3 separate regions of the Homo sapiens genome follow, and regions 2 and 3 are each linked to region 1. The links are chromatin loops, found by intact Hi-C in ENCODE. Cell type or tissue: Caco-2. All regions are shown on one strand. Links, peaks and the distances in the headings refer to the core of each region. The heading gives the core; the rest is flanking DNA.

Evidence for each region. Hi-C counts contacts between places; a loop is a spot of excess contacts. Peaks named below come from ENCODE experiments on the same cell type or tissue, not always from the same donor. Only the 100,000 strongest peaks of a DNase experiment are listed, where the experiment ranks them.
Region 2: it touches region 1 in a loop (4-fold over the local background); 45 of 110 quality-filtered maps call a loop at or near these places.
Region 3: it touches region 1 in a loop (5-fold over the local background); 45 of 110 quality-filtered maps call a loop at or near these places.

The regions. Positions count from the first base shown.
Region 1 is chr19:33,398,600-33,408,526 of GRCh38, reverse strand. PEPD (peptidase D) reads left to right here. Exons shown (of 15, transcript NM_000285.4): 12 at 6,658-6,806. It overlaps LOC124904692 (a long non-coding RNA gene), which reads right to left and starts at 6,658. Exons shown (of 2, transcript XR_007067229.1): 1 at 5,104-6,658; 2 at 1-4,238. RefSeq lists an enhancer at 1,270-1,827. In Caco-2, for the core only: a CTCF peak has its summit at 1,499 (motif pointing right); DNase peaks (open chromatin) are centred at 1,516, 4,836, 4,946, 8,256 and 1 weaker place.
Region 2 is chr19:33,289,360-33,299,286 of GRCh38, reverse strand. No RefSeq gene overlaps it. Among named protein-coding and RNA genes, the nearest start is that of CEBPA, 8.2 kb to the left of the region's middle. RefSeq lists enhancers at 4,935-5,885, 7,143-7,726. In Caco-2, for the core only: no CTCF peak of the experiment used is centred there; DNase peaks (open chromatin) are centred at 5,227, 5,666, 7,606 and 8,106.
Region 3 is chr19:33,140,169-33,150,095 of GRCh38, reverse strand. WDR88 (WD repeat domain 88) reads right to left here. Exons shown (of 11, transcript NM_173479.4): 3 at 5,164-5,252; 4 at 2,388-2,451; 5 at 1,186-1,324. Among named protein-coding and RNA genes, the nearest start is that of WDR88, 13 kb to the right of the region's middle. RefSeq lists a cis regulatory region at 1,981 and enhancers at 1,897-2,066, 3,018-3,187. In Caco-2, for the core only: a CTCF peak has its summit at 6,025 (motif pointing left); DNase peaks (open chromatin) are centred at 5,334 and 6,015.

The DNA of each region.
Region 1 (9,927 bases), core at 1,230-9,229:
CATCCCTCTCTCCACAGTCCCAGATATGAGCACTCCCCCAACACGCACACACATGGATACACACACAGGGAACTGACCGAGGCTGTGCTGCGTTGCAATGATCACAGTGTAAGCCCCTGCCTCCCTCTCTCGCAGTGGCCACCTGGCACAGCGTGGGCCCTCTTCGGGCAAGAGCAGCAGGCCCGGTGTCCTCACCGAGCTGGGCAGGCCAGGCCCTGATGCCCACTTCCAGCAGCTGGTTCTGCAGCACAGGCTGGAGGTGGGAGCCACAGGCAGAGCTCAGGCCAGGCCTGGTTTATTCTCAGACAGCTCCCGTCCCCTGGTTGTCCTGTTCCGTGTCTTCGACCCAAAAGTGTCCTCCATGATGCGTACATCAAGCGGGGTTTGGGGCTGGCTAGGCCCCCCTCCTACTGCTCCGTCCTTACCCTTCCAGCAGCTTCCCTGGAGCTAGGCTGAGTCCACTGTTGGCCACAGTCATGGTCCAAGAGGGCCTATGAACCAGACACCCTGGTTCCTGCTTCAGGTCAGGCTTGTCAGCCAAGGACTGAGACAGACTTCCTGAGGGCCGTCCCTCACCCCCAGCCAGCCACCCCCGGGCCCCTTCCCGCTTCTCTGGGTGTGATGCCACCACACCCACTCGCATGCACGCAGGGGTGAGGGACGGGACTTTGTGGTGGCTGCATACACCCTCAGCCTGGTTCAGAGCCAAGCGGCCCCATGTGGGGCCTGTAGCCGTCAAGCCTCCGGGGGTTTTGCTGTTGTTCTCAGAGTCTTTTCCCGCTGTGATCCTGGGGTTCGCCATGAACCCCATCTCCAAGTCACTGTACCAGAGGGGCCATTCGCTGCTTTTTTTGTTTTCCTTTTTAAACCCCTCAGGCAGACCTTCAAGAACAGGGTTACAAAAGCGCAGCACACTTGCTAATTAACACTTTCAACATGTTCACACAGATTGAGGTGCCTGAGATCACTGGAGGCCATTCCTAAGTGGGAGGCCCCAGAAGACCCCTCCCCACTCACTCCAGCCCCGAACAGGTTTGTGTGAGCACAGAGGTGGCCAGGACTCATCCCCCTGCTTCTCCTGGTCGTCTTCTGAGCCCCCATGTGCTGCCCCCTCCTTCCACAAACAGCCTGGGCTGTGGGCACCAGAGCCACTGCAGGCCAGCAAGCTTCGCAGCTAGGGCAGGGGGCGCATGGTCCACGATTCTGGGAAGCAGTGCGCCCAGAGAGGGACCATCCCTTGCAGCACTCCGGGCCTGAGGCCGCCCCAGGTCCTGGAGAGGCTCACCCCACAGGGCAGAGGTGGAGGGCTCTGGTTGGGAAAGCAGCTGGGACACTCCTCCTGCCTCCCTCACTTCCCGATCAGGTGGTGGGGGTTGGAGGGGGGCCTTAATCTACTGTGGCCCCTCGCAGAGTTTCTAGAGCACGTGTCCCAGGATGCCCCAGGCCTTGGTTGTCCCAGTCGGGATGCAGCTGGTGGGCAGCAAGCCTGTCCTTCCAGAACTGGCCAGAAGAGGGCAGTGTTGTCTCAGGACGATGGGCCAGGCCTCACCCCTGCTGGGCCTGGTCTTTTGTGTTGCTCCTGGGCATGGGGGGTGGGTGGCCAGCCTGGCTAGGAGGAGAGACCTGTCCCAGCCCTCACACTCAGCAGCCACCAGTGCCCTCTTCCCCTCCTTCCCTGGCTAGATAATGGCGAGACCTCGACCCTGCAGGCCATGGGGTGCCCGCTCACCCAGGACCTCAGCAGCCACCTTGGCCTCACATGGGCCCTGCAGCCTGGGATGCGGCCAGCCTACTCCTGCTGTCTACTCAGCCTGAGTCTGTCTGCCACCATCGCGCTGCGGACCCCATGGGTGACAAGCTCCTGGGGACCCCCTTGCCCCACTCCACCTGGGGCCCAATGCTTTGGTGAGCTCCAGGGTAGAGCGTTGCCCCCAGGCCTGCTCTCTGCTGCCTGTCCCAGCCCAGCTCTCCCCCACCACCTTGCTGTTTCCTCCGAGGGAGACTTGTTGTCACCAGCCAGCCCTGCCCTGAGCACTCTGCGGTCTTAAAGACATGCTCTTGGGGCCACAGAACGCCCTCAGGAGGGTCCAGACCCACAGGCATGGCCGTCCCATCCCATCCCAGTTAGGAGCGTGCTCTCCATTCTCACCCGTCCTCATACACATGGACAGGCCTGGTTATGAGCAGACACCTGCCCACGCGTTTTCGGTTTGTCTCTTGTTTGTGCTTCGTGGCTGCACCCTCCTCAGCTGATGTCATGACCCACAGTTTGAACAGCACTTGTCCAGACATCCTGGGTGCTCCCAGACATCATGAGACACTGGTCACCAAAAAAAGCAAAATACAGCATGTGCTGCGCGTGTGACTCTCCCTCCCGCCTGCCAAGGCCACTGCCCTGACGCCCGGGCCTCACCCCACTGTGCTTTCCTGGCAGCTGTCCTTGTGTCTCACCCACCTCTGGACGAGGCACCCCACAGTGCTCTTCTGGGACCCGGGGCCCCTCACTGGTGCCGTGCCTCTGTCCATGTCATGCATAAAATGGCAATGCCAGTTCCCTCCAGACACCCAGGAGGCCCACAGGACGCAGCTGCTCCCGTCACCCACCGCGTGCACCAGGGATTGCTGGCTCTGGGGACCAGAAGCTGCTGCTGTCATGGGCTGGCGGCATGGGCAGCTTTCCTGTCTGCCGAGGCCCTGGAGGAGTGGCCGTCACACGAAAAGGGGGCAGAGATGCCCAGGAACGCACTGGAGAGAGGTCCCCTTGGTGGGTTAGGCCATGGCACGGGGAGCCTCAGGGACTCCGAGTGGTGGCCTTTGTCCCTGCTGGCCACGCTTGGAGCTTGGCACTCCACGGAAGGCCTGGCTGGGAGCAGGCAGCCGGCCCATGCACCCTGGAGACCACAGCTCGCCACCGTGTCTGCAGGGGCCGCCCACTGGGGCAGATGAAGGGAAGAGTGACCCATACGCCTCCCTTTCGGTCTCACACTGAGGAGAAGCAAGTGCTTCCTGCTGCTCAGCAATCCCCCAGCCTGGCCTGGGACACTGACCAGGGCAGCTGCACATCGGAGTCTGCAGTGCTTCTGCAGCCCCGAATATGAGCGCGTGTAAACTGTTGGATTGAACAGCTAAGAGCCGTGCCACTACTCAGGAGATTCAAATGAAACTGCAAACCAAGTCCAAAGTGGCTCTCATATAAACATTGCAGCATTTCCCCCAGAAAACTGTTCCCAAGCCTTCCGTCACTGGCCGACCCATCTTGGAGGCCTTCTGCCTCTGGGCTGGCGGGTCCCTGCCATGGGGCCCAGGGAGGGTCTGGGTGGGCCAGTGGTGGCAGGTAGCCCAGGCCCAAAGCTACCCAGAAGGAGCCAGAAACAGAGCCCTCAGAACACATGTGGGGAGTGAGACGCCAGCACGTTGTTTGGAGATGCATCCTGTCTCCCAGATGTCTTGTATTATCATCGACTCACTCGGCCAAAGATGGTAGGGTCCCCAGACAGCCAGGAAGGAGGGATCCTGCGTGCCTGTTCTCGATTGAGCCAACGTATGACCGAATTCTCCATTGTCGGTTTGCATTCAGAGGATGGATGAAGTGGACGCAGAGGAGCGGGAGGGAGATGATTTATCAAAGCCATGGCTTTCGTCCCTGGATTCCAGAAAAGCTTGCATCTGAATAACTTATGTGTGTAGAAACTCTAGGGGGATTTTTTTAAGGCAGAAAAAGATAGGGAACTGAGAGGAGCACGAAAATAGACTTCAGCTCCATACCCGAGCCTCGCTGGGCAGGATGGAGCTGGCTGGCTGGGTGTATACTTCCCCCTCCAGAAAGCAGATCATTTTCAAACAAGAAATGCAGTTACAGTCTTCTACAAGCTGGAAGATAAAGTCAGGCTGGCGGATGATATCCAGGCACCCACCATCCCATGGTCTTTCTGCTTTGCTGGCGGGAGTTTGGGGAACTGGGATCTGAGTCTGGTCTGCACTGGAGAACAGTCTTGTTTTTACATTCCTAGATGATTTCATTGTTCGGGGTATTCTTGTGGGCTTCCTGGTTGTTGTTGTTGTTGTTGTTTTTTAAACGATAGTTCAGTTTCTGCTTTTTCTTTTGTGTCAGCACAGTCCGGTAGGACTTTCTGCCCCGGCTGCTGTTGCAGGTCACCTTCTGATTTGGCGCCTCCTAGGAATCCGTGTCCCCCATACTCCTGGCCCTGTCCTCTCTGCCCAGGCTATTCTTGCATGTTCTAAAACCAACAAACCACAAACCATTTTTCTTGGTTGACTCTGGGGAACCTAAATGAAAATGCTTAGCTGTCCCCAGGCAAAACTGGGCTGTGTTCCATATGGCTCCACTCCCCAGAGCTACAGCAGTGGGAGGGTCCCATTTTACAGATGGAAAAACTGAGGCCGTGAAGGTTGAGCACTGCCGCCAGGACCTAAGAACCCATTGCTGGGCTTCGAGTTGTTTACCCTCCTGACTCAGGGCTTTCCTGGACCCGTGATCTGAGCCTCAGTTTCCCTTCAGTTTAGAGCTTCCATGTGCCCCGCCTTCCCGGCCAGCCGTGGGGAAGCCTAGGCCCTGTGCAGGAGTAGACTTCCAGGCAGTTGTTGGCCTAAGCAGCCCACTGCATCCAGAGATCCTGTGACTCTGACCCACCCCAAAGCTCCCTGTCATGCAGGCGGGGCTCCTCCCCCCAGCCTGAGAGTCACCTGAGGTGTTATCTGGACCTTTCTGCCCTGTTGACACTGCTTATGGTGTTTTGCAATCAGAAAAGACAGGAGATTAAAAAGTGCCCGGCTGGGGACTTTGGATTTCAGCAAAGCGTCCTGGCCGTGCATTCAAGTTTTTCCTTTAGAAATCTGCCTCCATGGGGCGGCTGACGCTGCCTGTCCAGCCACGTGGCCCTGCTCCTTGCTCCACATGAGGCCAGGGTCCTCCACCCCCTGGCTCCCTCCCATGGGACAGGACCCCCCACAGGCAGGCGCACAGGCAGCTTCTGGAATGTTTGTGGAGTGGTTGTGTTTACCGTGAGAGCTGGGATTTGGGTGAGAGGCCCTCGTGACGGAAGCCGCGGCTGTGCCCCTGGCCTCAGACTTGTCAGGACTCACCCAGCTACAGATGGACCCCATGGGAAGCCCAGGGTGGAGCCAAAGAGGGGCAGCTGCACTTCCTCAGCCCTCCTGGCTCTGGTTCTGGACCCTGCAGACGTGGTGGGCTCTGGTCCTAGGGCTAGACCAGCCTCCGCCAGCCAGGGTCATCACCATCAGTGTCGTGACTTGGCCATGACCTGTGAAGGGGCTGGTGGACCCGAGGGTTCCGCTCTGTGTCTGCTGCCTGCAGCCTCCCGAGGTGCCTAGGTGGGATGGATGGAAAGGGGCACCACCTGCGCCCCTCCGCCCCCTCAGCCAGGCCCAGCCTTGTCCACCTGGGCTGCTTCCGGGGAGTCCTGAGAGCCAGGTTTGGATCCAGCAGCCCTTCCCGTATCCTGTCCCTTCCACACCACAGGATGAGCGGGAGGCTGCTTCTCTGCCGTTGCCCAGAGAGGGCCCTGAGGTCCTTTGCACAGCAAGGACAGGCCCTACTCCTTCCGGGCCCTGCTGTGCCAAGGGTCCCTCTTACAGGGCATCCAGAGGGCAGCCCCAGCCACCATCCTCCTGCCTCAGCAGGCCTCCTGTCATCTGTCCCACACTGTCTGTCCCACGCCATCTGTCCCATGCCATCCTGCCTCTCTGCTGGCCCCCAGGCCCCTCCCGTCCTGGACAGCTGGCACCTCTGCCCCATTCTCCACGCCCCTGCCTGTGTCCTGCTGGTCTCTGCCTGCCACCGGAGGGTGCCAGGGTGCAGGTGGACAGGGTGAGGGGGCCCACCTGGCTTCGGGGACATGTGGCCAGCAGGCCCTGGGAAAGCCTTGCTGGACATGAGGCTGTCTGGCACTTCCTCCCTGCCCTCCCCTTGGGCCCTGGCAGAATATGTCCGTCCCATCCCCATGGGCAGAGGGGTAGTGTCGGGCACACCCCTCCAGCTAGGGGGCCCCAGAGCTGCAGCAGAGCCAGAGGCCCTAGCCGCCGACTGAGTGTCTGCCCAGATGCTCTGGGTCCTGGAAGAAGCAGGTGGTGTGATTCAGGCCCGGAGTTCTAGGCCGTGCATCCCATCCGGGGTCCCTGCCCAGCCCCCTCCTCCTCTGCTTCCCACAAGCACGGCCTCAGCCTGTGCTCTGTGCTGGGTGCAGGGAGACCTGGGAGAGCCTGTTGGGGTGCCGGGTGGAGGCCAGGCAGCGGGCGGGGTCCTGGGGCATCTCTGCCTCTCCTTAGTTCTCCAAACAATTCTCCATGGCTCTGAGCTCTTGGAGGCCAGGCCACAGGGGTGGGTGTCATCTGCATAGGACAGCCCCACTCCCCTCAGCCTTCCCTGCCTGGGCTGAGCCCTGAGTCCCTTTTTCCCTGGAAGACACAGGTCTTCCAGGATGGCTTCGGGTTTCCTTGCTGCCCACGCACCCGTGGGAGACACCAGGTGGCAGTTCCCCACACCGGTCTCATTGTGAGGGGGAGTTGCATCCAGGACCCGGGCCAGCTGCCCTCGAGTCCAGGGCAGGTGGGGAGCGGTAAGGGTAAGGGGGCGGTGGCACCCCAGTACCCACTTGCCCTGCCTTCCTCTCTCCGCAGCCTGTTCGACATGGGCGGTGAGTATTACTGCTTCGCTTCCGACATCACCTGCTCCTTTCCCGCCAACGGCAAGTTCACTGCAGACCAGAAGGCCGTCTATGAGGCAGTGCTGCGGAGCTCCCGTGCCGTCATGGGTGCCATGAAGCCAGGTGAGCAGCGGGTCGGTGGGGGGAGGCGCATCTGACGTGGCGTTGGGGGCGCTGCTATGTGGCAGGTGCCTGCAGGGAACGGGTCTGCATTGTGTGACTTGAATCTGCCACACTCCAGATGCTTAGTCCCTGAGATTCCAGTGGCGTCAGGTCTCCAGGGTCACTCCTAGGAAACAAGGCTGACCACCAGGCAGGGACAGACAGAACCAGGAATTGCGGGGCTCAGGCCAAGGCTCCCCGGTCTGCTGGCCTCCACCTGCGCATCTCCACTGGCCACTAGCACGCCAGCCTGTCTCCTGCTTTGTCCTTAAGCGGTGTCTACTCCAGGGAGGGCTCAACCCACTCTGGACACTGGCATGGGGTCAGAGCAGGTTCACGTGCCGCTCAGCGCTCTGTGACCTTGGATGGAAAGCCCTCCTCTGGGTGGCCGTTTCCACATCTGTAAATGGGGAAGCAGCCGACTCATGGAGACTGAGTTAAGCTGTGTAAAGCACCTGCAAGGCCGCCTGGCCTGTGGTAGTGCCCTGCAGGGGTCACAGTCACCACCATGATGGCCATGTTGAGGCCAGGATGGGCCTGGTGTTTCTCTCTCCCAGCGGCCAGCGTAGGCCAACCTGTCCTGCCCTCAGCCCTCCCAACCCCAGGCAGCCTGCACAGGCCCCACTGGTACCTCTTGACCTCCCACCGCGCGCCGTTGATGTCTGTCAGGGCAGGCAGAGGAGGTCCCCTGGAGGGGAGCCAGCATCCTCCCAACAAGGCCAGCTTTCAGGAGTTCCCCCTGGGCACCTCCCGCTGTCCCCATCCCGCTCAGCCAGCCTCCTGCCGAGTGACCCCTGGGTCCTCCATAGCCCTGGCAGGGGTGGAGTCTAGCACCCACAGGATCGAACCCCAGCTCTCTGCCCTGCAACAATAGAAACCATTTCCCAGCAGTGATGGGAGGTCCTGGCTTGTCACCTTTGCCCAGAGGAGAGAATTGAGGGATGTGGTCTTCTCATGTTCTTGCTTCAAGCCTTCCAGGGCTTCAACACAGCACCCCTGCCGTAATCCTTGGATTCACCAGAGCCTGGGCAGGTTCCTATGGGATCACCATGTGCTGGCCAACCCCTAGGCCTGGCCCTCTACAGGCACATGGCTCCCACGACTCTGACTGAGATCTGTTCGGCAGCTGCCAGGGTCCAGCCTGCAGCGCAGAGGGGCTTTCCCTGCCCACACCGGCCCAGGCACAGCTGGCCCCCCAAGGCACGCAGGTTCTGCATCTTTGGTTATAAGCAACAGAACAGTCTCCAGCCAATTCGGTCATTTGGGGCTGCCACAAATTCACAGAGGTGGAAAATCAGGTCTGGGCTGGGGCCAGGGCTGCAGTGGCACAGGACAATGGCCCTGTACTCACAGCTGGATCGTCTGGCCAGGGCCCGCCCTCAGCACACAGGCCCCAGCCACCTTCTGCAGCCTGGAGTCCCTCCATCTGGGTCGAGGTCAGAGATCACCTCGTGTTGGCCATGCCCAGGTCATAGTCCAGCCCCCCCAGCTTGCCCCCACCCTCGCCCACTGCCTCTCACCCACAGCTATACAGACCTCCAGAGAGACAGGCAGGCCCAAGGCAGCCCCCTGTGTAGGGGAGCTCAGGCGTCCTCCAGGAGCCAGGTGGGCTTACCGCGGGCAGAGGGGATAGCCCAGTAGCGCAAGGCTTCAGAGTCCAGGATGCAGGCCCCAGACCCAGAGTGCCCCGAGCCCAGCCCCAGCTCTGCCGCCTGCTGGCCAGGTACCTTACTTAAGCCCCAAACAGGCGAAGGATAGACCCCTGCTCTCCCAAGGCAGAGTCCACTTCAGAGCGGGCCTGGCCAGCTCTGGACCGTGGCATCTAGTTAGACATGGAGTGCCCTCTGTTAAGGACCCACAGAGAGCTGGCAGCTGCCAAGTGCGCCCTCAGTGTTCAAGGAAAAAAGAAGAAAGAAAGATCTGGAGCCTCCAGAATGCGGCCTCAGAACTTGATGGCTCGGCGGTCGACTGAGCAGTCCCTGCGGCCCCACAGCCCGTTGCTGGGATGAGTTGCAGCCTCGATCGCCGGCCCAAGTGTGCTTCAGAGGGGCCCTCAGCCACCGTCGCTTTCAGAGGAGGCAGACTGTGGGCAGGCCTTTGCAGATGGTGCCCAGTCCAGCCTCCAGAGCCCCCACCAGAGGCTGAGGAGCCGCGGAGGGACGCTGGGGGCAGTGCCAGGCCCCAGCCCCACACCTTCACGCATCCAACAGGAACAGAGCTTGACAAACGCATGAGTGCAAGCAGGGGGACCCCAGATGTGCCCCAAAAGGAAGACAGGACAGAAAATCCAAAAGTCAATAAGCTTGTGATGGGGTGACAGCGCTGATCGGACTCACCTGGTTTAGCAGCTGCCGAGGAAAACAGCATTTTCTGCGGAATTGCTTTGCTTAAAAAGCAGCAGGCCGGGCTCTGTGGCTCACACTTATAATCCCAGCACTTGGGAGGCGGGCGGATCACTTGAGGTCAGGAGTTGAAGACCAGCATGGGCAACATGGAGAAACCCTGTCTCTACTAAAATTACACAAATTAGCTGGGCGTGATGGTTCATGCCTGTAATCCCAGCTACTCGGGAGGCCAAGGCACGAGAATCGAATCGCTTGAACCTAGGAGGCGGAGGTTGCAGTGAGCCAAGATCACACCACTGCACTCCAGCCTGGGTGATGGAGTGAGACCCTGTCTCAAAAAACAAACAAAAAGGAGCTGCCACCCCTGAGTATGAATATACAGGTGTCTCCAGGCAGATGGGTGGGTGAGGACAGAAGAGCGCCAGAGGGTATGGCCAGCGGGCCCTTGTGGGTAAAAGGAAGAGGGAGTGAGAGCGTGAATTCCCGTGCGCCTGTGAAAACCATAAAGGAGGTGCAGGAAGGGACGGGACAGTTTGCTTGCTGCGTCCCTTCTTATTCTTTCTGACTCTTCAGCCATGGGAAGCATCCCCCGTTAGCTGTCAAATCCAATCCAGCCTCCACGAAGCAGTCGCCCAGGGGCGCCACTCCTTCTCCTTCCTTCATTCTGGGGATGAGAATTTCTTGCTCAGTTTTAAATACCACTAGTCACTCGAATGAATGATCAGTGTTTCAGATCC
Region 2 (9,927 bases), core at 1,015-9,014, 110 kb after region 1:
GGGTCTGGTCCTGCCCCACACACTGGCTGTTCAAGAACCCACCCAGCATCCACACTCCCCACTGCATTCATCCCAGACCCAGCAGGGGACTGAGTGCTGGTGTGCCCCCAACTCCAATGAGCACCCTGTAAGGTCAGGCACTCCGGCACCCCCTTAGCAGCAGTGACAGCCAAGCAAGGGAGGGCAGCCCTTATCCCTGAACTAACAAGGCCCGGGAGAAAGAGGCCCAGGAGGCTGATGGTGCTTTTCAGATTTTACCCTCACGGAGGGTAAAAGATAAATTGCACTTTTCTTTTTTTTTTAACTCTGTACCGAGAGAATGTTCACTGAGTGGCTTACTGTGTGTACCAATGCGGGCTGGGGCATTTTCGAGAAATTACACATTCCTTTTACACTCTGGAAGCTTAGCTTTACCTGCCTGCGTGGTTAGCTGGCACCCCTTCCGGCCCCCCACTCTGTCCTGTGTCTGGCCGCCTCCTCACCCACGGCCGCCCTTGGCAGAGGAGAGGCCACGAGCCCAGTGAGGAGGCGGCGCCTGCCCCGCCACCCTGGGAACAGAGGAGGCAGAGCCCCGCCGCGTGCCCCGAGGCCTGGGGCAGGTCGCAGCTTGCTAAGCCCCAGCAAACCCTCTGAGTTCAGTGCTAATTCCAGTTTTTCTTGTTTGAGGGGGCTGATCCCTGGCTTCCCCCTTTCCCCCCAGAACAGGTCCTAGGACGGGAGGGGGTGGGGCGACCCTCCTGCCCTCACTCCTTCCCCTCCTCTCTGCTGTGCCAGCCCGCTAGGGGCTTCCTCTTTTAAAGCTGATGGCTCCCGGAAGGGATCCCTCCTACCCCGAGTCCTCCTCCTGGTCCTGAGTTCCAGGGTGGGCTTTGTTAGGGACAAGAAGGATCCAATCACATCCAGCCCCAGGAAAGGGATGAGGAGGGCGAGGCCCCCGGGGGGGGCCAAAGTAGAGGGGAGGAAGGTCTTTTGGGCGGCATGGGGTGAACCTGCCCAGCATGTACCCCGTGTCCAGCTGTAGGGGCTTCCCGGGAACAGAGTCACCCTTGGCCACCCACCGCTTCCTGCAGGGTTCCTCACAGTTCCCCTCCTGACTACAGCCTTCAGGAAGAACCATTCCAAGAGCCCAGCACTGAACACACCTCAAGTATTTATCAGATGCCTACTGTATGCCAGGGCCTGCGCCAAAGATGGGGCACTGGGCTGGGAACAAGCCGACTCTGCTCTGGCTCTTGGGGAGCTCACACCCTTGAGGCCCTAAGCTGTGGTTTAAGGTTGCCAAGTGCAATGAAGGGGATCTCAGAGTGTGAACAGGGTCCACCAGGGAGGGCTTTATGGAGGCAGCAGCTTTGATGAAATACCTGGGGAGGGTGGCCTCCTGCTGGCCCCAGTCCCAAGATGCCTGGATGCTTCTCCTTTGCCCTGATCGATCTCCCCTTGACATGTAGCACCTGACTGCAGGGACCTCGCCCCCCTTGCTGCGCCACTCCTGAGCCCTGTGTCCCGTGACAGCGCTGTTCAGGGTTAGCTGGCCTTCAAGGAAAGGGCAAGGGTAGAAGGGAGGGAGGCATCTCCTCTGCTGCCAGATGCGTCCTGATGGCTTAGTGCTGTCACGGATATTACTGTTATCTCCTGGATCTCCTGGGAATCTGTGAACGTGGGGTTTGGCCCTGACACCTGCGATGAGCCACTGGGCCTGGTGAGGAGTGTCTGCCCCTCCCAGCTCTCCCACCTGCTCCTTCCCAGGCAGGAACCTGCCAGGCCTCCTCCAGGAGCTGCTGGTCTCACAGGAGGGGAAGGGGCCACTCATGGGGAAGGACAAGGGATAGCAGAAACCCCTGACTTTGTTTAGCCAAGAGGGGCCTCCAAGGCACCCACAGGCCTTCTCCAGGCATGGGGCAGAGTCCTTGCCTAGATGGTGTTGATATTCCAGCTGTTTCTTTCCTATACTAGTGAGGACGGGAAGGCTTTTCTGTTCTTTTCTTTTTTTAGAGACAGGGTCTCACTTTGTCACCCAGGATGGTGTACAGTGGTGCAGTCACCACTCCCACAACCTCAAACTCCTGAACTCATACAATCCTCGTGCCTCAGCCTCCTACTCAGCCTTTAAGTAGCTGCTGGGATTAATTTTATTTTTCGTAGAGGTGGGGGTCTCACTGTGTTTCCCAGGCTGGTTCAGAATTGCCGGCCTCAAGTGATCTTCCCTCCTCAGCCTCCCAAAGTGCTGGGATTACAAGCGTGAGCCACCCTGCCAGGCCTCTTTTTCCTTTCTTTAGATAAAACTAACCCACTAGCACCTTTGAAAGCTTTCTTGATTCTGTGAAAGACTCTTGCTATCTCTTCTCTCTGGACAACCCCACCTCTCCCCCTCCCCCACGCCCCTCTCTGCCGATGGAGTGTTTGACGTAAGCTGAGGCCCAGGGAAGATACCGATTCACTATCAAAGCATCCTAGCCCCATCCCAGAGCAATTAAAAAGCCAGATGGAATCTCTGGGAAAACGGCATTAATAACACGAACAATCTGTGTTGGCCGGGGGAACCCAGGAGCCCCAGGCAGGGGTGGGGCTGTGAGGGGAGGGAAGCTGGGGTGCCGAAGTGGAAGCTCGCAGCGACATCTCCACCCTGTTGTGGCGGCCGGGGATGGGGCCGCCGTAAGGGTATGCTAGGTCCAGCTGCAGCTGCACTGTCCCCTCCAGCCCTTGCAAGGCCCACAGTGCACCCTGGATCCTGGTGGCTGCAGACCAAGCCAGACAAATGTGGAACCCATTACTCAGACAGCTGCAGCCCTGGCCAGCCCCGTTCTGGCACCCAAGAGCTTTGCTTCCCTTCGGTTTGTTTTTATTTATATTTTTCTAGCCTTCTGGCCCCACCCACTAGGAACAGGCCTCTCCGGGTTTGGCTGGCATAGACACCCTTTCTCTCCATTTGCTGTGCCCACATCCGCTGCCTGTGCTTGACAATAGCAGAAGACAGTGTTGGGGAACTCCAGTAGGCCTGAAGTCCAGAAACTCCCCTTAGAATGCAAAGGCTGGGTGCAGTGGTTCATACCTGTAATTCCAGCACTTTGAGAGACTGAGGTGGGAGGATTGCTTGAGCCCAGGAGTTCAAGAACAGTCTGGGCAACATAGTGAGACCCTTTGTCTCCAAAAACATTATCCAAGTGTGGTGTCACATGCTTGTAGTCTCAGCTACTCGGGAGGCTGAGGTGGGAGGATCGTTTGAGCCTAGGAGTTGGAGGCTGTAGATCACACCACTGTACTCCAGCCTGGACAACAGAGCAAGACCCTGTCTCAAAAATAAGAAAAAACAGAATGCAAAGTGGTAGACACTTTGAGCAAGACCAGCTGAGCTCTCAAAAGCCAGCATGATTTCTGGGGCAGCGGGGCACAGGGTTCACACTGCCCAGCTACCTCGAGGGGCCCAGAAGAGGCTGGACCAGGGCGACAGGCAAAGAATCCTCTACGAATTCAAAGCCTTTTCTAGGCAGAGCCAAGAAGTGAGACTCTTCTATAGCAGCCCCGTTTTTCAGACTTGTCTGCAGGCTCACCCGACTTAAAGACGTAGTTCTCCTGCAGCCATCAAGCTGGGGTGGGAAACTAGCTTGTTTAAGAAACATCCTTTGTGGTTGTCACATAGCCAGAGAGCCATTTTCTGACACTCATCCTCACTGTCCCCTCATCCTCATCCTCCACCTTTATCCTCCCTGGAAACTCTTCTCCTCAAGGTCACACCAGCCCCTAAAGCCAAATCAAATGACCACTCCTGGGGTCCTTCCTGCCTGTCTTGGCCTCCTACTGAACTTGGCCGCAGCAGATTTTCAGTGTCTGGCTATGCAGATCTTGAACATACGTGTTTGAATGCAAGGATCTCTCTCCTTCTTTACAAGACATCCTCACCCTCTCCTTTCTATCCAAGGGTCCATTGGGTTGGCCCAAGGTCCGCCAAGCAAGCCGCACCATTGTCAGAGGCAACGCAAGAGCACAGTAAATAAGGCTCCCCCGTGGTGGCCCACTGAGTTGCAGCTTCTACAGTTACTTTGTTGTTTGGTTTTGTTTGACAAAGTCTCACTCTGTTGCCCAGGCTGGAGTGCAGTGGCGCAATTTCAGCTCACTGCAACCTCTGCTTCCCAGATTCAAGTGATTCTCCTGCCTCAGCCTCCTAAGTAGCTGAGATTACAAGCATGCACCACCAAGCCTGGCTAAATTTTTTTTTTTATATTTTTAGTAGCGATGGGGTTTCACCATGTTGGCTAGGCTGGCCTCGAACTCCTGACCTCTAGTGATTCGCCTACCTTGGCCTCCAAAAGTGCTGGGATTACAGGTGTGAGCCAACACGCCTGGCTTTTTTTTTTTTTTTTTTGAGATGGGATTTCACTCTTGTCGCCCGGGCTGGAATGCAATGGTGCATTCTCAGCTCACTGCAACCTCCACCTCCCGGGTTCAAGTGATTCTCCTGCCTTGGCCTCCTGAGTAGCTGGGATTACAGGCACACACCACCACACCCAGGTACTTTTTGTATTTTTAGTAGAGACAGGGGTTTCACCATGTTGGCCAGGCTGGTCTCGAACCCCTGACTTCAGGTGATCCACCCTCCTGGGCCTCCCAGAGTGTTGGGATTACAGGCGTGAGCCACCATGACTGGCCTGTTTTGTTCTTTTGAGTCAGGGTCTCTCTCTGTTGCCCAGGCGGGAGTACAACCTCCACCTCCTGGACTCAAGAGGTCAAGTAGCTGGGACTATAGGCACATTCCACTACACCAGGCTAATTTTCAAATATTTTTGTAGAGAAGGGATTTCACTTTGTTGCCCAGGCTGGTCTGGAACTCCTGGGCTCAAGCGACCCTCTCTCTTCGGCTTCCCAAAGCACTGGGATTACAGGCATGAGCCACAGCACCCGGCCCCTGAAGTTACTTTTAACATTCAAGAATCCTAAGAAAGGTAACCCATCCGGTCCTAGATAATCTTCCCTGCCTTCATGTGATTAGTTTATCACCAGAATCAGAGGTCTGGCCAGGCCCCAGAGAGACAGTCATGCTCTGCAGGAGACTGTGCGGGGAGGAGGTAAGATTTCCAAAAGAGAGGACAGGGTAGGGGAGAAGCAGCCCTGTCTGCCCCCAAGCTGCAGGAGCCGCAGGTGAGCACGGGGGAACGAGAACGGCCACATTTCTGCTTTAAAAGCTATTTCAAGGCTTCATGTCTCTCCTCTTATCTCCACTCTAGGACGACTGGCAAGGTTGTTATTGAGGGACTACAGCCTGAGGGTGGGGAGGCTAGGGACCAAATGTGGTGGCCTAGAGCCAGGGCATGTCACACAGGGACCCGGACGGGGCTTGAGGGAGCCCTCACCGCCTGTCCCAAGCCCTCTTGGATCTGAAGATCTTTTCTTCAGCCAAATGGCAGCCCAACCTTTCACCAGAAACACAGCCTCTCTTCCCTGAGCCACCGCCGCCATTTCTTCTCTGCCTCGGCCATGGTGGCCTCGGAGACTCCCTCACCTCCCTCCAGCCAACCAGAGCACCCTCCCCAGCACCCCCCAAGAATGCCATGCCCTCCCGCAGATGCGGAAATGTGGCTGATTTACAGCGGCCTTTCCCGTGCACATGTTGGGCAATGGTCTCAGCCGGCTCAACCCCTGCTCAGAGAAAGGGGGTGGGGATGGGTCAAGGGGGCGTCAGGGCTGGGTGTCTGCTCCAAAGGGAGCCGCCGTGACCTTCAGCATCAGGTTAGGACCCGTCTGAAGTAGCCTCCTGGAGCGATTTACAATTTGCAAACACGTTTTATTTGATTCCTGAGTTTTGCTAGAGCAATTACCGTGACTAAGCATGACAGATCACTCCCAGCACGGTGTCTACTCGCTGTTAGGAAATGTGTGTTTGCTTCACTCTTTTGCCTGGTGCGGCAGTGTTTTAAAAATAGACTCATTCACTGTACTTGAAGGCAATTTGTTCCAAATTTTCCCACTAATTTGATTTTAATCTGATATTTAAAATTCATGTGGCCACATTCCCACTGATTTATAGGGAATAAGCCCTACCTGGCAGCTGTTTAATTGGCCTTAGCCCAGGAGGCCACAGGACAAAGGATTTATCCCGGAACAATCTGAAGGCACTGTGGTCTGTCATGCTGAAATATATGCCTCATTCAGCATCACAAGTGCTACTTGCCTGGAGCCAGGACCACTGGGCATGGAGCTGAAGGCTACAGAACCCTGGCTCACAGTGGGCCTTCAGTCTCGTACCGGACACGTAAGTGAAGCCCGGGCACCCTGACAGAGTGCACACTCGAGGTGTGTGCTGAGTCGGTTTCTGGAGCAAAGCAGTTTGTTCACGGGTGACAAGGAGGCGTTTCCCGTTTCTCCCATCCCGTGATGAGGATGGCCCATGGGAAGAGGGCCGTGCCATCCTGGCATCAAACCAAATCCTGGCCTTGCCTCCTGCTGACTGGGTGGCCCCGCACTGAGTCTGTCAGTTTCTCCGAGCTTCAGTTTCCTTTTATGCAAAATGTATGCAAAACAAGTAGCATGTCATGGAGTTGTGAAAGATAAACAGGGAAAGCTTATGAGACACTTGGCTCCAGCTAATGATTCCCACGTGCTGGGGCAGAAGGCAGAGTGGGAGGCTAGGGCACACCTTGGTCCCTGAAAAACGCAGTGGAAGGAGACAGCCTTCTTAAGAATTTAGGGCAAAATGCTTGTTCCAAATAACCAAACAACTGAAGTCATTTTAATGTTGCTTAGATTTCCACACCCCCTCCCCCCCACAAAGGATGCCTTTCATTTGCTTAGAAAACACTTAATGAGCTCATTCTGGGGGCAGAGCCCCCTTGCCAGTGACTTTGAAGGCTAAGCACAGTGGTCAAAGCCTGTACGACACTCAGATGAGCAGGCACAGGTGCCCCGTGTGCTTGTCGAAGTAAAATGCTCTTCGTGGGCCAGGCGCAGTGGCTCATGCCTGTAATCCCAGCGCTTTGGGAGGCCGAAGTGGGAGGATGGCTTGAAGCCAGGAGTTTGAGATAAGACTGGGCAGCATAGCCAGACCCCCATCTCTACAAGATTTGTTTTAATGTCCTTCATACAAGTGCAGAATCCCAGGTGACGACCCATGGGGAGTTCAAGAGAGAACAAGTATTCTCACTGGGGTGGCAGCCTCCCCAGGTACTGAGAGAGTCCTCGGCCCCAAGGGCCTCCCAGTTAACTTCTGTTTGGAAGGCTGTGACCTCAGCAAGTAAAGGGGTGAGGGTGGGGGTCCTGCCTTCCCCTTGCTGGTGAGAAGGGAGCCAGAGACATGTGCTGTGTGTGTCAGGGGTGGGGGACACATCCTGCTCCCTTGCCCCCTCACTTCTCAACTGTGTCATCTCAGCACTTGGCATCACAGCTGGTTTCCATTTGCCCAACCCAGCTCGGGCCCAGGAGGTCAGCGTGAGCCCTGCAGGAGAGCCACCCAGGCAGGGCTTCCAACAACCAGGGAAGCTTCTGGGGTCCTGGGGTGTCCTGGAGGAGGGGCAAGAAGGCAGGTAGGAGGAGGCCTCAGCCAAGCTTCCCTAGCGCCGGGGCCGCCAACAGGAAAAGGTTCTAGAAACCAACCCTGCTCTTCCCTGCCCTGCCAGGAATGCTACCACGAGGGTAATTCAAGTTAATAAGCAAACTCCTCAGGCAAGGAAGGCAGGCAGCTCTTGGGCCCCTTCGTCTCCCTGTTCAAGCACAGGAAGCTGTTGGATTCCACTTGCCAAGGCAAAGGAGGGCCACAATTATGAAGAGGGGCTGGGAGGCCTTAAATCATTGGCTTCTTCACCCTGCAGATCAGCTGGGCTCGGTGCAGGGCAGCAGAAAGGACAGAGGAGAGGCTGGGGTGTGGGTGACTCCCAGAGCAACCGGGGAGAGGGGCGATGTGGGGGTGCTGGTGCGGGTGCAGCCACGTGCCACCTGCATGTGATCTCAAGGCCGATGCAGGGCTGGAGGGGTCAGACCCAGGGGCTCAGGGTCCCCTCAAGTGCAATTCCCAAGTTCACCAAGGCCTGTGCTCCTTTGTTCAAGGAGCAATCTTGTCTGGGAGAGGTGGAGGCATGAGTCACAGGCCAGGCCCCTGAGCCGAGGGGAGGTGGGGACGATGGCTCCAAGCCTGAAATGTGTCAGAGGTGAGGTGAGCATCTTGAGTGAGGCAGTGATGTTGCTATATGGGGCAGCGCTGCCTGGGGGCGGTGCGTGAGCCACGCTGGAGGGACAGCAGCCTGCTCTGGGTTCCTCTGCCTCCCTGGGAAGCATCAGACTCCTCAGGGTCCCAGCCGCTCACCCAGGAGCCAGGCATCCTAGGAGATGCCCCAGCCAGGTGCCCAGTGCCATAGAGCCTAGGCCCCTCAGGGACCCTTCTCACCGGAAGCAGTGATAAGACCAGGGCTGGAACACAGGCAGGAGCGGCACCTGAGCTCCTAGACTCCCCATCCAGTGGGGTAGTTTAACCCTCTGTACCCCCAAATCCACCCAGGGGAGTGAAATGCTCCTGTTTCCCCAATGCCCTCATGATTGGCTCAATTCCATCACACCTCCCGCCACTGCCTCCACTCAACATTCTTCAACTCAATTTCCTTTAGTTTTCAATTTAAAAAATTAAATCAACTGCATGCTGTTTGGAACATCTTTGAGAATTTCAAAATCGAACGGCATGTCTGAGACATTGCAGAGCCAGATCTGGGAGACCACATGACACCCCAGGCTTTGCTCATTAGGGGCTGAGAGATCAACCACCACTTGGCCACCCCTCTCTGCTTTTGCCCTGGGACTGGTGTCCTGCCCAGCACAGGGGCCTGGAGGGACCTGCTGCTGGGGGTGGGGGAATCTGGCACATGCCTGAGGACAAGGGTGGGACCAGGGCCTCCCTGAGCTCCACCATGAAGCTGCTCACAGTGCCCAGGCCCTGACGCTGGTTACACAAGGGCTGGGCCTGCCTTCCCGCCCACTGGGGGTGTGGGACTGTGTGTGCGCCCTGGCCTCATCACACACCTGCTGTGTGACCCGGCACAGGTTTGGCAGCCTCTCTGTTTGAGCATGTCTGAGAGGCGTGCCGAGATTCCCAGAGGCAAGATGATGAATGGTGTCCCTCCAGAACAGAGCAACTGCAGGAACCTGATTCCAGGACGAGTCACCATGAGGAGGCCAGGGACCAGGCCACCTGGCCACCAAGGTGGGGAGCGTGAGTCACAAACAAGCTACCCACCTGCCAGCCAGATCACTCGCCTGTCCAAGAAAGCACAAGGCTGGGAGGTAGAGGATGGTAGGACCCAGGGTTGGGTAATACCCTGCCTGCCCCTGGAGCCCAGCTCCTAGGTCTTTGACAGCCAGGTCCCAGGTGATGCTGGTGTGCTGGGAAGCGAGGGACAAAGCTCCTTTGGACCAATTCATATCAGTCAGCTAGTGAATGAGTCTCCACCAAGCACCCTTAAGGGCCCAGGCACAGAATGGGGAGACAAAGGTCGGTGGACAGAAGAGGAACAGTGTCTAGGAGGAAGATATCAGCATCAGCACTGAATCAGGGTGGGAGAGAGGCATTCCTCACCCACCCACTCATGCCACTGGACCCCCAGTTGCCTGTGGAATGTTGTCTTGCTATCTCCTAGTGCTGGTCAGCAAGGCCCATGGGAGGGAAGAAGGAACAGGAGGACACAGCTGTGGTCATCTCAGAGTGGCCCAAATAGTTCCTAAGAAGGCAGGGGTGAACCACAGAGGCAGGAGACAGGCAAGAGTTGATTTCTCACTCCTGATCTTGTTTTCATGTGTCATTTGCTATATTTTACTTGGTATTGTACAACACTGTGGCCTTTGACCAAGAGTAGACTAGGTCCAGAATCTCCCATTAGTATGTTTTGAATTCTAGGTTGTCTGAAACATGGGAGATGGATTGATTGTCACCAAGGCACAATGACTCAGTTTTTCTTC
Region 3 (9,927 bases), core at 1,302-9,301, 260 kb after region 1:
GTGTAAGGAATAACAGAGAAATCACCCATGTCCTTCACCCAGCAGCCCCCATGGGAACATGTGGTATCATCATCACACAGTGTCCCAACCAGGAAACTGTCATACAACAATTACTAAGTCCTATATTTTAAAAATAGGCTGGGCACAGTGGCTCATGCCCGTAATCCCAGCACTTTGGGAGACCAAGGCGGGCAGATCACCTGAGGTCAGGAGCTCGAGACCAGCCTGCCCAACATGGTGAAACCCCATCTCTACTAAAAATACAAAAATTAGCTGGGCGTGGTGGTGGGTGCCTGTAATCCCAGCTACTCAGAAGGCTGAGGCAAGGAGAATTGCTTGAACCCAGGAAGTGGAGGTTGAGGTGACCCGAGATCGCACCACTACACTCCAGCCTAGGAGACAGAGCAAGACTCCATCTCAAAAAAGAAAAAAAAAAAAGATACAGGTAGGCCGGGTGAGGGGGCTTCTCCTATAATCCCTCACTTTGGGAGGCTGAGGCAGGAGGATCCCTCGAGGCCAGGAGTTTGACATCAGCCTGGGCAACATAGCAAGACTCTGTTAATGTTAACTCTGTTAATGTTAATGTTAAGAAGCCTGAGCCTCCCCTCAATAAAAGATTAGGCTGTCAATGACCACATGAGGTTGGAGCCGAACATTGTGTCCTTTGTTAAAAGCACAAGACTGAATGAATGGAAAAGCATTAACTGAAGAGGATCAGTTTTGGTGTGTTTTTTTGTTTGTTTGTTTGTTTTTTGTTTGTTTGTTTGTTTTTTTGAGATGGAGTCTCACTCTGTCTGCCAGGCTGGAGTCCAGTGGCTCAATCTCAGCTCAATACAATCTCCACCTCCGGGTTCAAGTGATTCTCCCGTTTCAGCCTCTCAAGCAGCTGGGACTACAGGTGCATGCCATCACACCTGGCTAATTTTTGTATTGTTTTTGGTAGTGACAGGGTTTCACCCTGTTGCCCAGGCTGGTCTCAAACTCCTGGGCTCAAGCAACCTCCCAAAGTGCTGGGATTACAGATGCAATCCCAGCCACCGCACCTAGCCTAGTGTCCCAGCTTTAATGACGTGCTTCATACCATTACAGTTTCACCAAATAAAGCAATGGAAGGTCACCGTCAGTCAGTGACAAGTGGCTATTCCTATGGCAGACTGAAGATACAGGGAGCCCGCACACCCTCACCTTTGATGACGGAAACGGTGGTGATGTTCTCGGCGTCCATTATGCAGATTCCATGATCCACGTCGAAGCCTGAGACCACGTATTTACCATCAGGAGAAAACTTACAGGAGACGATGAAGGTATCATACCTGACCTTCCACTGAAATGAGCCAGCAATCAAAAGGTTGTTTTAAGCCAGGTGTGGTGTGTTACACCTGTAAACCCAGTGCTTTGGGAGGCCAAGGCTGGAGGATCGCTTGAGACCAGGAGCCTGAGACTAGCCTGGGAAACATGCAAGATCTCCATCTCTACAAAAGTAAAACATGAGCCAGGTGTGGCGGTGCTCGCCTGTAGTCCCAGCTACTTATGAGGCTGTGGCGGGAGGATCATCTGAGCCCAGGAGTTTGAGGCTGCAGTGAGCTACGATGGCGCCACTGTGTTCCAGCCTGGGTGACAGAGCTTGCAAGACCCTGTCTCTAAAAATCATCATCATCGTCATCATAAAATAAAAACTTGGCTTATCTTGTCTTTCTAAAAATGTTTACAATGAATACAAACTGACCTTTGCACTAACAAGAAAGGTTGTTTTTTAAGGAAAGGAAGGAGGAAGGGACAGAAAAGGCCTGCAGGAGCTGAGAGGGAGGGACGGCAGGGGTGAGGCAGGAGACCCCGAGGAGGCCCCTGAGCAGAGCTGAGGGTGCCTGGAAGGGGTGCAGGGCCGAGTGGGAGTCTTGAGCCTGTGGGATGGACGGAGAGTGACCCCCTCCAAGATATAAAGAGAACAGACTGGTAAGGGCCAGAACCCTGGTTCTTGGGGGCACATGGCCTTTGTCCCATGGCCTCAGCCCCACTTCCTGTCTAATCAAATCCAAACATCTTACCGGGGAGCCTGGAATACCAGCCCCCACACCCCACCCCCAATTCTGGCTTCTTTCTGTGTATCCAAACCCATCCCATCTTTCAAGCAGAAGCCTTGGTTCCATCCGCCTCCTCCAGGAGTCTTCCTCCCCCAGTGCCCACCCTCTCACCCTCCAGACTTTTTGCAAGCAATGGCTGTTGTGGGTGCAGTTCACATCTGTACTTCCATCCCCAGGAACATGCCTCCTTCCTAGAAGAATGGAGTTTTATCACCTCCCCCTACCCAGGGTCCAACCCAAAGCTGCCTGAGGCTTGGTCAAGCCCCTGGGCTGCAACCAACGCCCCCACTGGACAGGCATACGTACCAGCAGCTTGCCTGTCTCCAGGTCCCAGGCCCTCACTGTCTTATCATAGGATGCGGCAATGACTCTGGAAATAAGATGACGATGACGAACACTGGTTCTTTTTTTTGAGACAGGGTGTCTTTCTGTTGCCCCAGCTGGAGTGCAGTGGTGCAATACCGGCTCACTGCAACCTCCACCTCCCAGGTTCAAACGACCCTCCTGCCACAGCCTCCTGAGTAGCTGAGATTACAGGCGCCCGCCACCACGCCCAGCTAATTTTTGTATTTTTAGTAGAAACGGGGTTTTGCCATGTTGGCCAGGCTGGTCTCAAACTCCTGACCTCAAGTGATCCACCTGCCTCGGCCTCCCAAAGTGCTAGTATTATAGGCGTGAACCACCGCGCCTGGCCAAACATTGATTCTTAACAACAGAGACAGTTAGGTCTGTGGTCCTTTCCATCCTCCCCCGCCCCCCGCCTTTCCTTTTCTTTTTTGAGACAGGATGTCACTCTGTCATCCACGCTGCAGTCCAGTGGTGCAATCCTAGCTCACTGCCACCTTGAGCTTCTGGGCTCAAGTGATCCTCCTACCTCAGCCTCCTGAGTAGCTGGGACTATGGGCACTCATCATCATGCCTGGCTATTTTTTTCTCTCTCTCTTTTTTTTTTTTTCCTTAGAGACAGAGCCCAGGCTGGTCTCTCCTGGCCTCAAGCGATCCTCCCACCTCAGCCTCCCAGAGTACTGGAATTACAAGAATAAGCCACCACGCCTGGCCTGCCTATGACTTCTATGAAGACTTTTTTTCATTTTTCTAATTTAGGACCAAGATTATAATTAACACAATCATCTTTAAAAGACTGCTCCATCACCCACCCTAGGGACCATTCGGTTCTCACTGAAACTAGAGAGAACCAGCCAAGCACGGTGGCTCATGCCTGTAATCCCAACACTTTGGGAGGCTGAGGCGGGCAGAACACCTGAGGTCAGGAGTTCAAGACCAGCCTGGCCAACATGGTGAAACCTCATCTCTACTAAAAATACAAAAATTAGCCAGGCATGGTGGTGCACACCTGCAATCCCAGCTACTCAGGAGGCTGAGGCATGAAAATCTCTTGAACCAGGAGGCGGAGGTTACAGTGAGCCAAGATTGCGCCACTGCGCTCCAGCGTGGGCAGGAGAGGCTCCATCAAAAAAAAGGAAAGAAGGAAGGAAGGGAGGAAGGGAGGAAGGAAGGGGAAGGAAGGAAGGAAGGAAGGAAGGAAGGAAAGAAGGAAGGAAGGAAGGAAGGAAGGAAGGAAATAGGACCTAACACACAAGGAACCACAGCACAATCATCCCCAGTACTCTTCAGCCACCCACACATGCTCCTTTATATCAAGGGCTTTCAAAGTAGCATTTCTTCTGTTTTCCTCTTCTTCTTTTTTATTTTTTCTTTTAAGACGGAGTTTCACTCGTCGCCCAGGCTGGAGTGCAATGGCGTGACCTCAGCTCACCACAACCTCCACCTCCCGAGTTCAAGCAATTCTCCTGCCTAAGCCTCCGAGTAGCTGGGATTACAGGCATGTGCCACTACGCCCGACTAATTTTGTATTTTTAGTAGAGACCGGGGTTTCTCCATGTTGGTCAGGCTAGCCTTGTTCAAGGCTACCCGACCTCAGGTGATCCGCCCGCCTCAGCCTCCCAGCTGTTTTCCTCTCCTAAAGGGATCTCTACACCCGCAAGGATCAATCGTTTTCCTCTCTGCTCCCATGTCTGTCTTTTCACAGGGATATAGTTTAAGAGACTACTTATTTTGTTCTGAAATGTTTTCTTGTACAAAAAAACATAAATGTATCCTTGTCTTCTTACATGGCACGTTTCTGTGGCAAAGTTTGTCCTCTATATAAGATAAATTCCCATGTGGGCATGGTGGCTCACACCTGTAATCCCAGCACTTTGGGAGGCCGAGGTGGGTGGATCACCTGAGGTCAAGAGTTCGAGAACAGCCTGGCCAACATGGTGAAACCCCTCTCTACTAAAAATAAAAAAATTAGCCAGCTGTGGTGGTGTGCACCTGTAGTCCCAGGTACTCAGGAGGCTGAGGCAGGAGAATCACTCGAACCCAGGAGGTGGAGGTTGCAATGAGCCGAGATCGCACCACTATACTCCAGCCTGGGCAACAGAGCAGGACTCTGTCTCAAAAAAGAAAAAAAAAAAGATAAATTCCCATGAAACTTACATTTTCATACCAGTACACTACAGCGTGGGTGACAAAGCAAGACCCTATCTCAAAAACAAAACAGGCCAGGTACAGTGGCTCATGCCTGTAATTCCAGCACTTTGGGATGCCAAGGCAGGATTGTTTGAGCCTAGGAGTTTGAGACCAGCCTGGGCAACATGGCAAAACCCCATCTGTACAAAAATACAAAAATTAGCCAGGTGTGGTGGTGCACACTTGTAATCCCAGCTACTCAGGAGGCTGAGGCAAGAGGATCACTGAGCCCAGGAGTCCATGGCTTCAGTGAGCCATGTTTGCACCACTGCACTCCAGCCTGGGCAACAGAGCAGAATCCTGTCTAAATAAAAAATAAAAATTCACAAAGCCCAGGTGTGGTGGCTCATGCCTGTAATGTCAACACTTTGGGAGGCCAATGCAGGAGGAGAATCGCTTGAGACCACAGGTTCGAGACCAGCTTAGGCCACATGGTGAGACCCCATATCTATTACTTAAAACAAAAACAAAAATGTCACAGGCATACCTATTTATGGCATGCCTGCTCACCCTCCCTCTTCCCAGTGTAAGACGAGGGAAAGGTCACCTGCTGCTGTCGCCGGTGATGCTGCACTCTACAACAGGAGCTTTGGGCCTGTGCTCAAAATCGCGAACCACAGAACCGTCCACCGGATCCTCAAATCAACGGGAGAGAGAGGAGAAGAGAGTGGTCACTGCCGTGTTTGCTGAAGTCGTAAATCGAGGTCAACATTAGCCCTTAGCTTATCTCTGGTAGCAAAATCTGAGAACTCCAAGGTCCTGGGACTCTCACTCAGCTCCGAAAGAGGAAAGGACTTTGCAACATGTCCGTCCCCTGAGCGGGAAGGACACCCTTGCCATTCCTGGCATCCATGGGAAATTACCCCGCAATTCCAGACACCAGGTGGAAACTGGCCATGCTGGGGGCAGAGCTGCAAACAGATTGTGTTTTCCTTTCCTACTGGCCAAAAAGTCTTTGCAGAATCTAGCAATATCTTCCAGGCCGGGCGCGGTGGCTCACGACTGTAATCCCAGCACTTTGGGAGGCCGAGGTGGGTGGATCACCTGAGGTCAGGAGTTCAAGACCAGCCTGGCCAACATGGTGAAACCTCGTCTCTACTAAAAATATGAAAATTAGCTGGGTGTGGTGGCGCGCGCCTGTAGTCCCAGCTATTCATGAGGCTGAGGCAGGAGAATCGCTTGAACCCGGAAGTCGGAGGTTTCAGTGAGCTAAGATTGCGCCACTTCATTCCAGCCTGGGCGACAGAGCGAGACACCGTCTCAAAAAGAAAAGAAAATGATCGTCTTGGGTTGTGGGATCCAGGCCCCTGCACGCACTCTGGGCGGGCCGGGGCCAACTGAGGGCAGCGCCAGAATGATCAGTGTCCGTGGGGCTGCGCAGTTTTAGACTCGACAGTGACACCAAGTGGCCAAGAGCAGGAACAGCGGCTGTGCAGAGATCGGCCCACTCCCTCCACACTGGGCATTTAGAAGCACGACCCCATCCCTGTGGACCCAGACAATTTAAAGGGGAAATACTGGTTAGACTTCAAATGAACGAGGGAAAGGGGGTCTAATAAACAGTTGGAAAATAAAGGAGATGTGACAATATTTGGCGTCTACGTTTATGGTGAGTACATATCAGTATTTTGGTACAGTCCCAGTTTCATAAATGTATGTGGATGTTCGTGGAGAAGAAAAAAATACCTATGACAACATTTTCACAGCCGTTAACTTTGGGGTCATGGAAAGATGAGTTTTTTTCTTTCTTGTGTTTTCATGTGTTTCCTGTAATAAAATCATATTACCTTTGTAATAATATGAGAAAAACTACCAAACTTTTTTTTTTTTTTTTTGAGAGAGGGTCTTGCTCTATCACCCAGGCTGGAGTGCAGTGGCAAGAACACGGCTCACTGCACCCCTTGGCCTCCTGGGCCAAAGCCATCCTCCCATCTCAGCCTCCCAAGTCGCTGGGACCATAGGCACACGCCACCACGCCTGGCTAATTTTTTTGTTTTTGGTAGAAACAAGGTCTCACTATATTACCCAGGCTGGTCTCAAACTCCTTGGCTCAAGCGATCCTCCTGCCTCAACCTCCAAAAGTGCTGGGATTACAGGCGTGACTCACTGTGACCAGCCTTTTTTTTTTTTTTTTTTTTTTTTGACACTGGATCTCACTCTGTTGTTACCCAGGCTTGAGTGCAGTGGTGCAATTATGGCTCACTGCAGGCACCACCTCCTGGGCTCCAGCAATCCTCCCATCTCAACTTCCCGAGTAGCTGGGACTACAGAAGTGCACAACCATGCCTGGCTAATTTTTTATTTTTTATTTTATAGAGATGAGGGTCTTGCTACATTGCCCAGGCTGGTCTCAAACTCTTGGCCTCAAGCAACCCTCTCACCTCGGCCTCCCAAAGCACTGGGATTACAGACGTGGGCCATTGCACTCAGCTTTCAGGGAGACTTAAACCCTTTCTTAATCCTCTGGGGTGACTGAGAGACCCCAGGGGCAAGGGAGCCTCTCCCCTTGTCATTGCCCAGGGGATGGGATGGTAACTTGCCACCTGTGCAGTCCACCTTGCATCTTCCAATTCTCCCACGTTATTCCCGCCCCCCGGCCTTTTTTTTTTTTTTTTTTTTTTTTTTTTTGTATTTTTAGTAGAGACAGGGTTTCACCATATTGGCCAGCCTGGTCTCGAACTACTGACCTCGTGATCCACCCACCTGGGCCTCCCAAATTGCTGGGATTACAGGTGTGAGCCACTACGCCCGGCCCTTCTTTCCCCTTTTGAGTCGGCAGAAGGGCCCCCCGGGACTGCTGTCTGTGTTGGCCAAAGGGCTCTTGTCTCCATGAAGGGAAAGATGCCTGTTTTCACCTTGGTTGTTGTCCCAAGATTAGAGACCCTAATCTTGGAGAGGCCCTCGGTCCCCACAACAGCCTTCTTGCTCTCATTCCCTGCCTGTTCCATGCCCCATCCACAATGCAGGCACTGTCACCTCTGCCACCTCATATGCCCTCCTTCCCATGAGCCGTCCTTCTCCATGTCCCAGGAAGTGCATCCAAGTGTTCCCCACCCGCACCACAGACTGCTTCCAGCCCTCCTCCCTCCACCACTTTCTCCAGGCAGCCCCTCATCCCTGTGCTCCCTCCCTCTGCCCTCCTAGTGCCTTCGCCCCTTGTCCCATAAATCGCCACCTCTCCTCTGAGCCCCTGCCTTAGCTGGTCCCATTGGCTGCCACTCCAGAGACCTGTCTCCTCCCCTGGCTCTCTTCTTCCATCTTCGTCCCCCCCTGCTGGCTCCTTGAGACCCTCAGCTGTGGCTCCCACCATGCGCTCCATGTCCCTCCGTAGAGGGTGAACCCATAACCCTACACAGTCATCTCCTCTTGTCACAGTATCTTGGCCAAAATCTCCCCTGGCCTCCCCTCTCTGCCTCACCCACTGACCCCGTTTCCAGTCCCTGCCCCCAGCAACACCTCAAATCCAAATACCTTTTAAATCTTTTAAAAGCCCCTTTTCCTCTAGGTGCAGTGGCTCATGCCTGTAATCCCAGCACTTTGGGAGGCCAAGGCGGACAGATCACCTGAGGTCAGGAGTTTGAGACCAGCCTGGCCAACATGATGAAACCCCATCTCTACTAAAAATACAAAAATTAGCCGGGCGTGGTGGCAGGTGCCTGTAATCCCAGCTACTTGGGAGGCTGAGGCAGGAGAATCGCTTGAACTCAGGAGGCAGAGGTTGCAGTGAGCCGAGACCACGCCACTGCACTCCAGCCTGAGCAACAAGAGCAAAACGCCATCTCAAAAAAACAAACAAACAAAAAACCCTTTTCCCCTCATTGGAGATTATTGTGAATAACTTGGAAAGTCCATAAATGTACAGAGAAGCTGGGAAAAATATTCTTCATCCTATGCCCAATCTCCCTCTAATATATTGCCACCTTTTTTCTGGTCATTTAAAAATAAGTTTGGGGCTGGGTTTTGGTGGCTCATGCTGTATCCCAGTGTTTTGGGAGGCCAAGGAGGAAGGACGGCTTGAGGCCAGGAGCTCAAGACCAGCCCGGGCAACACAGGGAGATCCCATCTCTACAAAAAATGATAATATTAGCTGGGCATGGCAGCCTGTTCCTGCAGTCCCAGATACTCAGGAGGCTGAGGTGGGAGGATCACTTGAGCCCAGGAGGTTGAGGCTGCAGTGAGCCATAACTGCACCACTGCACTTCAGCCTGGGCAACAGAGTGAGATCCTGTGTCAAAAAAGAAAAAAAAAAAAACATGCTCCCACACCTGTAATCCCAGCACTTTTGGAGGCTGAGGCAGGAGAGTCGCTTGAGCCAAGGAGTTTGAGACCAGCCTGGGCAATGTAGTGAGACCCTGTCTCTACGAAAAACAAAAAAATTAGCCAGGCATGGTGGTGTGTGCCTGTGGTCCCAGCGACTTGGGAGGCTGAGATGGGAGGATGCCTTTAGCCCAGGAGGTAAAAGGTGCAGTGAGCTGTGTTCTTGCCACTGCACTCCAGCCTGGGTGATAGAGCAAGACCCTGTCTCAAAAAAAAAAAAAAAAAAATGTAAGTTTGGTAGTTTTTCTCATATTATTACAAAGGTAATATGATTTTATTACAGAAAACACAAGAAAGAAAAACATTCATCCTTCCATGACCCCAGAGTTAACAGCTGTGAATATGTTGGCATATGTCTTTTCTTTTTTTTTTTGAGACGGAGTCTCCCACCGTCGCCCAGGCTGGAGTGCAGTGGTGCGATCTCGGCTCACTGCAACCTCCGCCTCCCAGGTTCAAGCAATTCTCCTGTCTCAGCCTCCTGAGTAGCTGGGACTACAGGCACCTGCCACCACACCCAGCTAATTTTTGTATTTTTAGTAGAGACGGGGTTTCACCACATTGGTCAGGCTGGTCTTGAACTCCTGATCTCAGGTGATTTGCTCGCCTCGGCCTCCCAAAGTGCTGGGATTACAGGCATGAGCCACTGCGCCCAGCCGACGTGTCTTTTTTTCTTGTCCACACATGTCCGCATACATCTATGAAACTGGGACTTTGGTGGCCCATGCCTGAAGTTCCAGCACTTTGGGAAGCTGAGGCGGGAGGATTGCTTGAGGCCAAGAGTTTGAGACTAGCCTGGGCAATGTAGCAAGACCCTCATCTCTACAATATAAAATATAAAAAATTAGCTAGGTGTGGTGGTGCACTCCTGCAGTCCCAGCTACTCGGGGTGTTGAGATGGGGGGATTGCTTGAGTCCAGGAGGTTGAGGCTGCAGTGAGCCGTAATTGCACCACTGCACTCCAGCCTGGGTGACAGAGAAAGACTCTGTCTCTAAA